2 separate regions of the Homo sapiens genome follow, and region 1 is linked to region 2. A link is a contact called in ENCODE Hi-C or POLR2A ChIA-PET data. All regions are on one chromosome and are shown on one strand. Each heading gives the region's core, a stretch centred on a gene start or an enhancer-like site at or near the end of the contact. The rest is flanking DNA. Distances are from core to core; before and after follow the strand shown.

What was found. A loop is a pair of places that touch in the nucleus more often than their neighbours do. ChIA-PET counts read pairs that join two places held with the same protein, here RNA polymerase II (POLR2A). Pooled maps may share reads with other maps.
Region 1: a loop to region 2 is called in a map of ascending aorta, with 2.5 times the contacts of the local background. The contact joins two enhancer-like sites. A Hi-C loop is called at or near these places in 2 of 168 maps with a recorded cell type or tissue (ascending aorta and heart left ventricle) and 1 of 50 pooled maps. POLR2A ChIA-PET finds 5 or more read pairs at or near these places in 4 of 52 experiments (BJ, OCI-LY7, T-cell and 1 more).

Annotation. Positions count from the first base shown.
Region 1 is chr2:62,012,499-62,015,942 of GRCh38, reverse strand. All of the region lies in intron 2 of COMMD1 (copper metabolism domain containing 1), which reads right to left. Among named protein-coding and RNA genes, the nearest start is that of COMMD1, 110 kb to the right of the region's middle. Within about 2 kb of position 1,667, at least 14 of the 41 ENCODE cell types and tissues checked have a DNase peak (open chromatin) inside an H3K27ac peak, as active enhancers do; they include ascending aorta, where a contact is called at or near this core.
Region 2 is chr2:61,969,710-61,972,819 of GRCh38, reverse strand. The region is part of intron 1 of COMMD1 (copper metabolism domain containing 1); the gene reads right to left. Among named protein-coding and RNA genes, the nearest start is that of COMMD1, 66 kb to the right of the region's middle. Within about 2 kb of position 1,775, at least 4 of the 41 ENCODE cell types and tissues checked have a DNase peak (open chromatin) inside an H3K27ac peak, as active enhancers do; they include ascending aorta, where a contact is called at or near this core.

The DNA of each region.
Region 1 (3,444 bases), core at 418-2,917, 43 kb before region 2:
GAGAATGACTTGAACTTGGGAGGCGGAGGTTTCAGTGAGCCAAGATTGCACCACTGCACTCCGGCCTGGGAGATGGAGCAAGACTCTTGTCTCAAAAAAACAAACAAAAAGGGCAAACCCAATAAGCACATAAAAAGATGTTCAACATCTCTAATCATTAAGGACTTCAACTCAAAACTAAATGAGATACCACTTTATATACATTCGGATGACAACTATCAAAAAAAAAAAAGAAAAAAAAAAAAAACCCAGAAACTAACAAGTGTTAGTGAGGATGTACAGAAACTGGAAACTTCATGTACTGCAAAAAACCGTAAAATTGAGCAACTGCTGTAGAAAATAGTTTGTCAGTTCCTTAAAAAGTTAAAACATAGAATTACCGTATGATCCAACAAGTCCACTCCTAGTATATACCCAAAAGAATTAAAAACAGAGACTAAAATAGATATTTGTATACCCATGTTCACAGCAGATTAGTCACAAGAGCCAAAAGGTGGAAACAACTCAAATATCCATCAACAGATAAATGGATAAACAAAATGTGGTATATGTACACAATGGAATATTATTCAGCCTTTAAAAGGAATGAAATCCTGATATGTACTACAACAACGATAAAAGTTGAAGACACTATGTGTAAAATAAACCAGACACAAAAGGACAAATATTGTGTGGTTCTATTTATATGAGGTACCTAGAATAGGCAAATACACAGAGAAAAAAGTAGAAAAGAGGTTACCAGGGGCTGAAGAGATGGAAATTGGGAATTATTGTTTAATGTGTACTGAATTTCTGTTTGGGATTTAAAAAAGAAAGATCTGCAAATAGTGGTGATGGTTATACAACATCATGAATGGGTTGGATGCAGTGGCTCATCTGTAATCCGAGTGCTTTGGGAGGTGGAGGCAGGAGGACTGCTTGAGCCCAGGACTTGAGGCTACAGTAAGCTATGATCATGCCACTGTACTCCAGCCTGGGTGGCAAGACTGCCATCTCTTAAAAAAGAAAACCATCTGTACTTAATACCACTGGGCTGTACTTAATACCACTGGACTGTACACTTAAAAACTGCTGAAATGGCCGGGCGCAGTGGCTCACACCTGTAATCCCAGCACTTTGGGAGGCTGAGGGGGGTGGATCATGAGGTCAGGAGTTCAAGACCATACTGGCCAAGCCAATATGGTGACACCCCATCTCTACTAAAAATACAAAAATTAGCCTGGCGTGGTGGTGCACACCTGTAGTCCCAGCTACTCGGGAGGCTGAGACAGAAGAATCGCCTGAACCCAGGAGGTAGAGGTTGCAGTGAGCCAAGATTGCACCACTGCATTCCAGCCTGGGTGACAGAGCAAGACTCTGTCTCAAAAAAAAAAAAAAAAAAAAAAAAAAAAAAAAAAAAAGGTTAAAATGGTAAAATTTTGTTATGTGTATTTTACCACAATTTTTTTTTTTTAAGTACTAAAGAAGGGCTTGGGCCAGAGGCCTTCTACATTTATCTTGGCAATAGAGCAGTGGCATACATGGAATGAAGCCCAGAGCCAACCAGCCAGTACACACATACTAGACAAACACAGGCAGTTCAACACTGCTGGGCAGGATACACTGTTGCCCTGAGTTTAGGACAAGGGATTTATATCCAAAAATTGCTTCCAAGTCCTCTTAAGGCTTGGCTTCCTGGCTTCCTCTCAAGCACCCCATCTGTCTGCAAGAATAGAAACAGACAGCCTGAACAGCTGAACGAAGTCCAACACCAGGGGCTGCGTGCTGGCAAGCTACTAGTCAGAGGCTGAGGACTTCAGCAGTGCCAAAGCCCTATTCTCACAGGGTCAATGAATCTGCAAAGACACTCATCTTTTTCTCTCCTCCTCTTTAAATCATTTTATTGGGTATAGTATACATAAGAAAGGGCACATCATAAGAAACAATGATTTTCTTTTAAAGTCTATAAAAAATTTATGTTCAGTAATCTCAAGTGCATCTCTCTGTAAGTTGAGAGTTTTAAAAATAAAATTACTTCAGCACAAACAACATCTTCTTAACTGCCAAATGTTAAATGATTTCTTTCATATTTTTCCCCAAGTGGAAGGGGTAATTATAGCTACCAGAAAACTCAAGTTGTATGTTAGACAGTCAACACTGCAATAAGACTGTTTTAACAATGACTAGAATTACCAAATTATGCTAACATAGTCTTACAAGAAAAAACAAGGTGTTACCCCCAATTCCTCACTTTCTCTCATTCTCTACATCCCTTCCAAGTCAACTCAAAGCAACTCACCCATATTCAAAACCTACACTCTACCTGCTCACTTCACTTCCTTAAAATTACCTCTATTTCCATGCCGTTATCTCACCTGGACCACTGTGAGAGCCCAGTAAGTGGCCTCCTGCTTTCACTTTTTTCCCCCTACAATACTGATTTTTATTAGTTATCCCTAGGTTTGACAAACAAGTTTTGGAACATATTATAATAAAAAAAGTTTTTAAAGGAAGGGACCTGTCATAAATGAGAAACAGAGATGGAAATGTGGAATGGAGATTGTGAGAAGTCCATGTAAACTCATTTCTACTATTTTTTGGAGTGGAATATTAATATTGGCTCCATTCATTTCTGAATACCTCATCTTATTAAGAGAATGAAGGATAACAGTTTTTCTTTTTGTTGTTTTGTATTTTTTTTTTCCTTGAAATCCCATTTACCTAATTAACATCACATGGAGGTTTCAAGGAAAAAGAGAATTGCTTTTAATGTGCAGAAAAGCAATTCCAACCTTAGTGATATTTTCCCCCTGGGATCTCAGTATCCCAGTACTGAGATCCCAGAAATCCATTCTCCATAGGTGAATCAAGGCAATCCTATTAGAATATAAGTCACATCACATCTTTCCTTGTTTAAAACCCTCTAATGGCTTCCCATTACACTTAAAATTCTTAACAAGGCTAATTTCTTGCCTTGGTTGCTCCCTCTGCCTGTATTTTGTGCCCCCAGATCTTCCTGGGGCTGCCTCCTTCTTGTCATTCAAAGCTCAGCTCACCTCAGAGAAGAAATCTTCCTTCACTCAAATTAAAGTAAAGCCACTTACTTTGAGATGGGGTCTGGGCATCTTAATTTCTTTTTAAGCTCCTCAGATGAGTCTGACATATAGTGATGCTTTGAATCACTAGCTAAGTGAATCTTCCTTTTGCTTATAATAGCTTTTCTGCCAATTTACTTCTTGCTACTTCTTACTGACAGCGGGCTGAAAAAATGGAAAATCAACATTGTGGGAGGTGGTGAGAAAGAAATGGCAATCACTAGGGACTTGTACTAAATCACTGCCAAAGGGGCCGGGTGCGGTGGCTCACTCCTGTAATCCCAGCACTTTGGGAGGCCCAGGCGGGTGGATCAACTGAGGTCGGGAGTTCAAGACCAGCCTCACCAACATGGAGAAACCCCGTCTCTAC
Region 2 (3,110 bases), core at 526-3,025:
AAGATGAAAAATACTAAAAACACATACATAACAAATATGTGACATTATGCATGAGATTGATAAGCACCTAATTCATGACAGTTTTGAGGAGTGCTGACCAGGTATTTTGTAGAAGGTCCCTCAGTTGAGATTTGCCTGATGTTTGCCTCCTGGTTAGACAAAGGTTATGTGTTTTGGGGAGAAAGAACGCAGAGATAAAGTGCCATTCTCATCCCACCATATCAAGGGTATGTGCTATCAACATGGCTTGTGGTTGTTAATGTTAATCTTGATCACCTGGCTGAGGTAGTGCCTGTCAGGTTTCTCTGCTGTAAAATTGCTTTTTTCCCCTTTCCATACCCTACTTCTTAGAAGGAAGTCATTACACACAACTCACCCATAAGAATAGAGAGTTATGCGACACCTCCTTGGAGGCAAAGTATCTACATAAATTATTTGAAATTATTTTGTACAGGTCTATAATATATTAAAACAAGCAAAAGTGATCTGAGTCTTGTTTCCCACCTCCACACAAAAAGGGAAAGAAAAATAATAGCAGCAGTATAATTAGAGATCATTTTTATTTTCTTCATTTTTCATCATTCCCCAAATTTTCTTTAATGAGAATTTTCTACTTAGATAATGAGATTTGTTTAAACTATGTCTACAGTTATTATAACCTTAGAATTATTTATCTCACCAGTTTTTTTGTTTGTTTTTTTAAACAGAGTCTTGTTCTGTCACCCAGGCTGGCGTGCAGTGGCACAATCTCTGTTCACCACCTCTGCCTCCCGGGCTCAAGCAATCTTCTTACCTTAGCCTCCTGAGCAGCTGGAACTAAAGACATGTGCCACCACACTTGGCTAAATTTTTAAAATTTTCTGTAGAGATGAAGTCTCACTATATTGCCAAGGCTGGTCTCGAACTCCTGGACTCAAGCAATCCTCCCTGCTTGGCCAACCAAAGTGCTGGGATTACAGGCATGAGCCACCGCTCCTGGCCTCTCTCTCCAATTTTACTCCATGTCAAAAAAGTAAAGAAAACTTGCTAATCTAATATAATAAATTTAGCTTATTTTGAAAAACCTTGATTCTTAAGATCAAGAATAAATGCAGGGAGCTGAGCACAGTGACACATGCCTGTAATCCCAGCACTTTGGGAGGCCAAGGCAAAAGGATCACTTGAGCCCAGGAGTTCAAGACTAGCCTGGACAACTGTGGGATATCATGAGGCTTCTCTTCAAATAATCTGATTAATCTTTTATTCTTTAATTCATAGTACCCCACACACACACCTTTTTTCTCCTTTTTCTCTTTTTTCCTTTTTGCCTTTGTTAGATGCCCAGGCACGCCACAGTACCAGGCATTATCAGTACCAGCTCACATTCCTTTCCTTATTTGGAAAGAGGACTAACTTTCTAGCTCATTACAGACACCCTTCCCATTCCTCTCCACTTTCTTTTACGTGCCCATCTTATCTTAAAAAATCAAACGTTTAGCCAACCGGGATTAGTTTAGATTGTACAACCCAACCGTAGCAAATGAGGAAAGGGTGCAGGGGCAGGACTTGCATCAGGAATAAAGGCTCTCACGCCCCTTTATTCAGGTGTGCTCTCACGGCAACCAGCCAAGGAGGCACCCCTCTGCGCAGAAGTAAAATTGTTTTGCTAAAAATCCTTTGTTCGAGTGTTCAATTTCCTTAGGATTTTGAGCGCTATCCCTAACAACAATATAGCAAAACTCTGTCTTTACAAAAAATGCAAAAATTAGCCGGGCATGGCGGCACATGCTTGTAGTCCCAGCTACTCCGGAGGCTGAGGTGGAAGGATTGCTTGAGCCCAGGAGACAGGGGGCCACAGTGAGCAGTGATCGCACCACTGTACTGAAGCCTGGGCAACAGGGACCCTGTCAGAAACAGACAAACAAAAAAAACAAATACTGGGGACATGAATTCTATGACCAAATATAACAGATAAATTAATGCAGCCTAATAACTTGCAACTCTTTTTTAACAAACTAGATAAAATATTGTCAAGGAAATAACTTCTAGAATATCTTATTGATCCAAATACAAGACAACCTGGAGTTTAAGTAATCCAATTTTTCCAAGAAAGAAAAAAAATTAATCATAGGAAATATTCTTTATCATGGTATTTCTAGTAAGTCATATACAGTTGGCCCTCTGCATCTGTGAATTCCACATCTAGGAATTCAACCATCTGAGGGCCAAATATTCAAAATAAAAATCTGTGTCTATAATAAACATGTACCAAACTTTTTTTTATCATTATTCCCTAAACAATACAGTATAACAAGTACTTATGTAGCATTTGTTGTTTTACGTATTATAAGTAATCTAGAGATTATTTAAAGTATATGGGAGAGTGTATTTTGGTTATATGCAAATACCACACTATTTTATATCAGAGACTTGAGCATCTGAGGATTTTCGAGATCCTAGAACTAATTCCCCATGGACACCAAGGGACAACTGTATATCCTTTTTAATAATTTTTTAAAATGCAGAAAACTCTTATCCACAAATAATATATTTATCATTATTCTTTTTTTTTTTTTTTGAGGTGGAGTTTCCCTCTTGTTGCCCAGGCTGGATGGAATGCAGCGGTGTGATCTCAGCTCACTGAGACCTCCACCTCCCAGGTTCAAGCGATTCCCCTGCCTCAGTCTCCCAAGTAGCTAAGATTACACGCGCCCACCACCACACCCAGCTAATTTTTTGTATTTTTACTAGAGATGGGGTTTCATCATATTGGCCAGGCTGGTCTCGAACTCCTGACCTCAGGTGATCCACCTACCTTGGCCTCCCAGAGTGCTGGGATTACAGGTGTGAGCCACTGTGCCCAGCGCTATGATTATTCTCATTCTGCTTGGAAATAACTCTTTTTCCACTTACATCGGAGGTTTTTAATATTGCAAGAAAAAAAACATATTGCTGGATTGTACCAAGGAAGTTGTTTGAATAAAGGATAGTTATTTCTTCAGTGACTAAGTTATAGCCAGGAAGAAAGAATGACTGGAAATTCAATACTACAATACCTGAGACATAAATATTTGCTTCTCCAGTCACTTAATGGGAACCAGTAATTAAGAATATCAGAAAGCTATGCACTT